2 separate regions of the Homo sapiens genome follow, and region 2 is linked to region 1. The links are chromatin contacts, found by Hi-C or POLR2A ChIA-PET in ENCODE. All regions are on one chromosome and are shown on one strand. Each heading gives the region's core, a stretch centred on a gene start or an enhancer-like site at or near the end of the contact. The rest is flanking DNA. Distances are from core to core; before and after follow the strand shown. Region 1 has its middle 39 kb from the start of SNRK. Region 2 has its middle 56 kb from the start of POMGNT2.

Evidence for each region. Hi-C counts contacts between places; a loop is a spot of excess contacts on that map. ChIA-PET counts read pairs that join two places held with the same protein, here RNA polymerase II (POLR2A). Pooled maps may share reads with other maps.
Region 2: a loop to region 1 is called in a map of endothelial cell of umbilical vein, with 6 times the contacts of the local background. The contact joins two enhancer-like sites. A Hi-C loop is called at or near these places in 2 of 168 maps with a recorded cell type or tissue (Right ventricle myocardium inferior and endothelial cell of umbilical vein) and 5 of 50 pooled maps. POLR2A ChIA-PET finds 5 or more read pairs at or near these places in 6 of 52 experiments (A673, CD4-positive, alpha-beta T cell, MCF 10A and 3 more).

Annotation. Positions count from the first base shown.
Region 1 is chr3:43,244,995-43,249,262 of GRCh38, reverse strand. No RefSeq gene overlaps it. Among named protein-coding and RNA genes, the nearest start is that of SNRK, 39 kb to the left of the region's middle. Within about 2 kb of position 2,187, at least 6 of the 41 ENCODE cell types and tissues checked have a DNase peak (open chromatin) inside an H3K27ac peak, as active enhancers do.
Region 2 is chr3:43,160,266-43,164,533 of GRCh38, reverse strand. No RefSeq gene overlaps it. Among named protein-coding and RNA genes, the nearest start is that of POMGNT2, 56 kb to the right of the region's middle. Within about 2 kb of position 2,258, at least 7 of the 41 ENCODE cell types and tissues checked have a DNase peak (open chromatin) inside an H3K27ac peak, as active enhancers do.

The DNA.
Region 1 (4,268 bases), core at 938-3,437:
TAAGAAGTGAGTGCTAGCAGGATCATGGAATCTGGGTAGCAGAGTACTGGCAAAGAGCAGGCCTGGAGGCGCTGTGTGGAGCTCAGGAAAGGGAGTGTTGTGTACTAGAGGGAGGAAAGGGAGGAGTAACTGATGAAGGAGTGTGGGGTGGGAGACTTCCAACAGACAGCCAAAGACTTGGCTGCCATCACACTTTGCTCCTTCAGACTGCCTCTCTCCTGCTCTCATAGAAATATAATTCTTAGCTAAGCACTTGGCTACCCAGAAAAAAAAAAGAGATTACATTTCCCAGCCTCCTCTACAGTTGGGTGTGATCAGATGACTATTTCCGAACCAATGGGATGTGAGTAGAAGTGATGTGTACAACTTCCAGGTTGTTCTCATACCAGATACAGGAGTGCCCTCTCCTTCTCCTTTCCTATCGGAATGTGGCCATGATGGTCATGAGTTATCTTGGACCATTTAGATGAGGGCAATGCCCTAGGCACAGAGGAGAAACAAGATTGAAGGAGTCTGGGTCCCTTCACCATAAAGCCATTATACTTCCCCAAGACTATTTATGTCCAGGTTGTTACCTGAGAGAGAAGCAACTTCCATCTTGTCTGAGTCATTGAAATTGTGAGTCTTCTTACACTATGTCACCTGTGTCTATGAGGTTTCCGTTCTCCATTCATCTGTTTATCTGCTCTGTTGTATGTAATAGAACTTGGTGCTCTGCTTCCCAACATTTTCCTTGGAATATGCCTGGAGACAAGTCTGCTGGTCTTATCCCCGAGGCATCTACAGGGAGTGGCCAAAGGGGAAAAGCAAAGCAATAAACAGTGAGTGGCATGTGTGTCTTTTGGCTCTGGCTCCATAGCATCCACTAGCAAGCTGTTACCACACTTGAACCTCAGACTTCCGCATGCTGGGAGCCAGTCTCCTCAGAGGCTTATAGTCCAAGAATGCCATGAGGCTGCTTGGGGGGGTTCATTGTCATTCTTTCTTGCACACAGCTTGACAGCTTTGAGGCTCAGGACAACATTTTTTGGTCCTGAATGGATGCATCTGTGCTAAGCATCATGGTTCTGCTCCAAGTCCTGTTTCTGCTCATCAGCTGTGTTGTTAATAATGTTGGTTTCTTTTTTTCTTTCTTTCTTTCTTTTTTTGTTTTGATCTCTCAGCAATTCACCCCCAGGACAATTCACTCCAGGACACCTGGTGAGCCCTAAGGAGACCTAGCTCTTAGCATGCTTAGCACTTGTAAAACAAGGACTACTGACTTTCCTTGCCTATTGCACAATTAAATTAACATTCATAAAACTTCCTGAGATGTTCCGGACACAAGCCATTACCTACAACATTTTGCTGTATTCCAGAGGGCCCTTTCTATTGCTAGCTGCTGGAGTTCCATAATTCCTTGCCCTGGTTTGTGCAGAGGGTGGCCAAACAGTGGTCTCTGTACTGTTTCCTCTGGCCTGATTAATTGTTGCCAGACTTGCTGTTCTCAAGGCTAGAAATCATGCCAGCTGAATCGGCTTTGTGTTCAGGACATTTGCCTTAAATGACACCAAATCCATTCTTGACCCTAATTATATAAAATATGCTTCAATAATTTCCCACTTGGTGAATTAAAATAATGCCAGTACTGCTGCTTGAACCTCTCCTCCTCACTATAACTTGATTAAGAAGCATTCAACGATCTTGAAACATGTCATAAATTTCTTCCCATGCTATTATTCTTGGGGTCCCCCAAAGAGCTGCCAGGAGCCAAGCCCAGTGCCAGGACTCTACTGAAAGGGACTGAGATGGATTGTGGGCTGAATTTTAAACTTAGGATATTTCCAGCAACAGACTCTGGGCTTCTTTTTGACGCCCTCCCCACCTTTCATGCACAAACATACACTATTTGGTTACTAATAATTCTTGTTCCTAACTTCTCCCCATATAACTCATTTCCACACATGCATTCTTTAATATCTGACATCTGTCAAAGTTTTGCCAAAAAGCTGCATTGGTGCTCCAGCATCTGAGTGGCCAGGGTTTTTTGTTTTTGACTGCATTCCAGATGGATGCTTCCGGCCTCATTGTTTACCATGAGACACACACAGCTCTTGCTTCCTCTCATTCTTCTTTGGGCACCAGGTTGCTCTGTGCTTCAGTGGCTACGGAAATCTCTCCTCTAAACACATCCTGTCAAACACAAAGACCCAAACCATCCAAAACTAGCAGCCTGACTTGGGGTTGTTATGCTTGTTTCTTACTGCCCAAGTGAATCAGATTTTACACATTCTAGCAGCATGTGTCCTGTTAACCAAGAGGGGAGGACATAATATTCTGTCATTAGGATAAAAATGTCCTGATTGTACTTCACATCTCTGATGGGATGCCACACCATCATACATGTCGAGTTCTTTAAGGTTTTCAAATGAGTGTCTCTAATGCTAGTCCAGTTGCTGAGATGAAAACTGGCTTGACAATGATCCTCCTTGATCAACACATTTGTTCCAGCTCTATTGCCAAAGCCTCATATTCATTTATCTTCTCTGCATAAGGCCAAGAGGTTCAACCTTCCCCTTTATCTCACTCTGGGATGAGGCTTGGGCAGCCAGTGAAGGGTATCTCCCCAGGAAGGTTTTGTTTCTTTGCTTCTTAAAAAGCACCAGAGGGTCTCTTCATCCAGGGAAGACTCAGGAACCCCTAAACTCGTCATTACACTCCAAGTACAGAAAGGGGCAAGAAATTTCTCTCTTTCAACAGGGTTCTTTTTATAGACTTCTACAGTGATGTGTCCTCTCCAAGTGAATTGGATTGGTCCTGGGTTTCAGACTAAATATCCATCATAAAATTTGCCTAGCCGTCCACCAGTTTACCCATAGCACACTGCACGTGCTCTCTAGGTAACCACGGCCAGAACCTCAGCTGCTGCCGCCTGGGGGTCATTCTCCACTGGGTCTCTTCTGAATAAATAGTGTTATCCCCCTGAGACCCACATCTTCCTGTTGCTCCCTCACAATGAATCCTCAATTCAGCATACAAATGTTGAATGCATACTCTATGCCAGATGAAGCAGGCAGAAAGTTCTTAACAATGTTTTAGTCTTGCATCTCTGAAAATTCCAGGACAGCTCTGGACTCCCTTTGTAGAAAAATACATGTGCTATACATATATATTCTTTTAGGCAATCTCCTGAGGCCAGCCCAACAACTCTAGGTTAACCCTCTGAATGCAAAGAAACTGCATAAGACTTAGACACATGTAGGGCTGAGATGTAGCTCTGTTGTTTACCAACAGTAGGACCTTGGAGAAATCCCCTCCAACTCTCTGAATCTCAGTTGCTTCAACTATAAAAAGGGACTCTGGTAGTACTTGCCTTAGCCTCCTGGCATTTAGTGAGGTTTTAGTGAGAGAATGGATCTAAAGGCAGATGATTGTTATTACACCTGAGCACTTACCACACATGTGAATTGACCAGGATTTCAAAATCTCACCTCTTGGAAAGGAGGGAGGTGAAGATTTGTGATTGCCTATGTTCTGCAGATGAAAATTCCAAGGTGGACTAAATGACAGGCTTTGACAAATTGAATCTAAATCTTATTATAACGCAGGGACAAGAAGGTGACCAAATATTAGGAACTATGGAGGTTTGCAGATCTAGTTCAGCCTCTGATTCCACCTTAGAGAGCTCCTCATCTGCCAACGTGCTGAAGACCTATTAATAGCTTGGCCCCATCCTGGAATCGTTTCTGTTGGTTGATGTCTCTCTGAGGATTGAGAGGCTCGCATGAGGAAATTGATTCAGGTGAAAGTTCAATACAGCTATGATTTATTTGGCCCAGAACTAATCAAGAGCGAAGTTTCTTGGGGGTATTAAAAGGGATCCCTTTCACCCGCAGTGCTTTAATAGCAGTTCTCCAGGGTTTTGGCCCCAACTTCCACTCTCCCAAGATGATTTTAGGTTGGGAGTTTTGGTGGCACCACAAGAAATATAACTGGTGCCCAATATCTGATCCTGCATTCTGTTGACAGACATTTTTGGTGAAGGATCCAAGCCTCAGCTTCCATTTGCCTTTGATGGTTTTGTTGACACTTGAACCTGGAGTGGGTGTTCCACCAGTAGGCGGGGAAGTAGGAAGACCTGAACTGTTTCTGTTCAAAATATGAACAGAACTGGACAAAATCTGTTCTCAAAAGGTTCCTAGAAGCTTTAAAAAACAACATTTGATTGTGTCTTCTTATAAAAGTAAAGCATGACAGCTTGTTGTACAAAAGGTACATCAGCAGTCCTT
Region 2 (4,268 bases), core at 1,009-3,508, 85 kb after region 1:
GCACTCCCAGCCTAACAGGAATCGGTTTTTCTGCTTTATGATGCACTCTAGAACCGCTAATTACGTCCATCTCACCCCCAGCTATTTGTTATCTCTTTCCTTCTCCAGACTGAGAGATGGAGGAGGGAAGTCAACCTGGCTTGTCCGAGGGGTGCAGGATAGCCTGCAGGAGCCCTGCCCAGACTTTGAATGTAACTCTCCCAGTCACAGCTTTTCAGGGGCCATCTCACCTGAGTCACCATGGGGACAAAGTACAGGAGGAACTTGCCTTACCCTGCTCATGGGAGACTCCATCACAAGATCGTGTCTCCTGCAGGAACAGGGGGCCCAGGAGACTCAGGATCCCACTCTGGCTCTGCCTAGAGTGTCGCATCCTAGAGAACAGGAGGATACCCTCGGGCAGCCCTTGCCTCTTACAGAATCAACACGGTCAACAGGAAGATGAGAGGCGGGACTGGCTGGCTTGAAGTCCTGTCCAGCCCAGCCACTTATGATTGGGTTACCAATGAACACCTAGCCCCTGCGTGAATATTCAGAGGTTGGTGAAGTGCACCCTCCTCAACCCTCACCTCCTGCTACCCACACAGGACACCAGTCCTCAGTTTGGTCTGGGGAGTCAAGCTGCCTGAGCTTGAATCCCACCTCCACTTTCTACTGGCTATGTGACCTTGGGCAAGTTATTTAAGCTCTCTGCTCCTCAGTTTCCTCACCTATAAAATGGGGACAATGCTATTACCTACCTCAGACAGTTGCTGGGAGTGGTTCTAAGAGAGGTAACAGATATACAGTGCTTCCAACTGTGACTGATAGACAGTAACCACTCAAAAAATGTTAGCAATCAAAACGCTTTAGAGTTTAGCCACTGCTCCTAGCCCTGCCCTCTGCAGCCATTGTCTATCTCAACAGCAGGAAATCTGCTAGGGCTGGGGCACACTGAGCACTGTGCCAGGATGCCCACCACCTGGGGATGGGTGAGGAGATGGGCTGGTGGAACCCTGGAACCCTGCTCCTGCACTGTTTCCTGGGAGAAGAATTTGTGCCTGCTCCCAAGTGCAATATATGGAGCCCCATGACTTAGAGTCAGAAAGATATGCCTTTAAGTGCCTGCTCCTTATTGACTCTCCATGAGACCTTCATAAGGGTGAATTCCTTAAGCTCTGGGTGTCGATTTGTTCATTTTGAAAATGGAAATCAGAGTATGCACCACTTGCTGTGTTAGGGGAAAGATTAAATTGCTAATGCCTAAGACCTGATAAACACCACTGGCACCACACTAAGGATTCATCTTGGGTCGTAAAAAGTGACATTCTGCTCTTATCATAAAGAGCCCCCCGCCCCACCTCCACAACCCTATTTCGAATAAAGGACATACCAGTTTCTGCAAATTTGGTCTTATTTAAAGCCAAGCAGAGGTGGCTTTTATGTGATGTGACATAAAAATTCAGACTGAGCCCTGTTTTGCTTTCTCTTTTGGCTGCTAACTTGACCTAGCTGCCTTTCTTCCCCTCACACCACGGGAGTTCGGGTTGCCAGGTAAAATCAGCACAAGTCTAACACTTCCTGTCAGCTCAACCTGAGTTTCTTCCACTTATGCTGTCTGCAGTGGCTTCGGCATCCCGAGCCAAGGGGCCAAGGGTGATGTGTGGCTGTGCTGACACATCCCCTTCCCCTTGAGTAGCCCTGGGACCTGGGATGCGGGAGAGGGAGCAAGTGAGCCAGTGCTCAGAGAACAGCCACCTACAGACCCCTAGGCAGGAGACCCCAAAAGGCCGCACTTAGCCTCCACAAAGAACCAGGCCCTCTTCCTCAGCGGAACCATTTCCAGAACGCAAAGCATCCTCTGGGGAGGTCCAGCTGCTGTGCCTTTGCCACTTCTCAGTGCTGAGCTGGTTTGGCAGGGAATGTGGCAGGCAGCAGTTGGCAGTCACAAGGGTCAGAGGAGCATTCTGTGGCATTTATACAGAGTCACGTTTCTGACTTGACTGAAAGTAGAATCTTTAATAATATATAGGTTTTAAGTGACTGAGGGTTGCTCTTGCCAAATCCTAGCATAAAGCATATTTTTACAGCTGGGATGATAAATCCCTGAAAGACGGCACTTACCATGGAAACGCTGACACAGCCTTTCATTCCCTTCACAGTGATTAAAATCCTTATTTCAATTTGTTTTTCTTTATTTTGAGCTAGAGTCATTTGCAAGCCCAGGAATACATCTCTCTGTGAAAGAAAACGAAATGCTGCCCTCTGTCAGAAATAAAATGAAACTGTTCTTAACTCACTGCAGTGGTACAAATCTCGCCTTGAAGAATCATGAAAACCCAGGAAATCAGGCTTTCTAGCCAGAGTAGAAACTCCTGCAGAACTTACCTTGTTTCCTAGGGAAAGTAAGACAGAGACAGGAAGGCAGGCAACCAACGGTGTGTTATCAAACCAGGGGCCACTATGGGCATCTGGAGATTTAGCCTTTGAGGAATTCCGGGAGCCATTGCAGCCAGTGCACATCAGGACCATCCTGCCTACAAGGTGGGATGCTCTGGGGTGTTTGTTCGCCAGTTCCCACCAGTCACTGGTTTCAAGCTGCCGCACATCAGTGCTTATGCATTTCTGGCCTGCTGCTCATTGCGGGCTCCAATGGCCAGAGGGAGCCCTCAGGCAAAGAGATGCAGATTTGGCAGTTGGAGGCCCAGCCCTTGTGCTGGTGAGGCTTGAGTGCATATAGGGAGCCCTGATCTGTCCACTGATCCCACTCTCCATTATCCCTTTTATGCTTCTTTGGACTGTTTTATTTGCAAGTATATTTAATATGGTTTGGATGTTTGTCCCCTCCAAATCTCATGTTGAAATGTAATCCGCAGTGTTAGAGGTGGGGCCTAGTGGAAGGTGTTGGGGTCAAGGGGGCAGATCCCTGATGAATGGCTTGGTGCCCTCCCCATGGTAATGAATGAGTTCTCAATCTTAGTTCACAGGAGAGCTGGCTATTTAAAGGAGGCTGGCACCTCTTCCTCCCTCTCTTGCTCACTCTCTCGCCCTGTGACATGCTGGCTTCCCTTCCCTCCTGCCATGACTAAAAGCTTCTTGACGCCTCATCAGAAACCAAGCAGATGTGGGCTCCATGCTTCTTGTACAGTCTGCAGAACTGTGAGTCAAATAAACTTCTTTTCTTTATAAATTACCCAGTCTCAGGTATTCCTTTATAACAACACAAAATAAGCTAACACAATATTTCATTCCCTTGGGGTTCAGGGAATTCCCTCTGTTTATCCAAGTCTTATCATCCGTGCTGAACCAAAAGCTCAGTGATCCTACTAACCAAATGCCCAGGAATGTCTTTCTACCTTTCCAAATCTTGTAATTGGAAAATCCATAATTGACCTGGCCACATGTCTTAATTTGCCAGTGAGATCTCAGCAGTGTTTCTCATTTAATAGCTGATGTGGTCTCAAATTTCCCAACCTAACAAGGCTTCATTCAACTCTGCAGATCATATTAGAACTTGGCCTAATGAGACCTGAGCATTTCCCTGATTCTGCACATGGTCAGAGCTTGGCAACAGGGTTTTCCAGAGTGTTCCACAGATAATCAGTCTGGAGAGATATTCCTCAGAATGGGGATTCAGAGATGAGATAAGCCTGGTAACATCACTAGGTATAGCACCCTCTTAAAGATCATAAGGCCCACCAGGATATTAAAGGCTCTGAGAAGTCCTGCAGGGAATAAATCCAATTAGCTTTGTTTAACTCAATGTTTCCCAACTTATTTCATCACTGGACTAGTTCTTCACGAAACATCTATTATCATCCTGTAACATACCAGATATAGTACACTTAACTGGATTTGCCTTTTATTTGTTTTCCCCCCTTATTTTAGTGAATTTTAAAAATATTTTTATTATACAAGTATGACATGTTTTGTAGAAAGACTGGGCCGGAGGCAGTGGCTCACGCCTGTATTCCCAGCACTTTGAGAGGCCAAGGAGGGCAGATCATGTGGTCAGGAGTTCGAGACCAGCCTGGCCAACATAGTGAAACCCCATCTCTACTAAAAAAAAAAAAAAAAATACAAAAAATGAGCATGGTGGTGGGTGCCTGTAATCCCAGCTACTTGGGAGGCTGAAGCAGGAGAAGTGCTTGAACCCGGGAGGCAGAGTTTGCAGTGAGCTGAGATCGTGCTTTTGCACTCCAGCCCGGGCAACAGTTCGAGACTCCGTCAAAAAAAAAAAAAAAAAAAGACTGAAAAAATACAAATAAGGAAAAAAGGAAGAAAAGGCA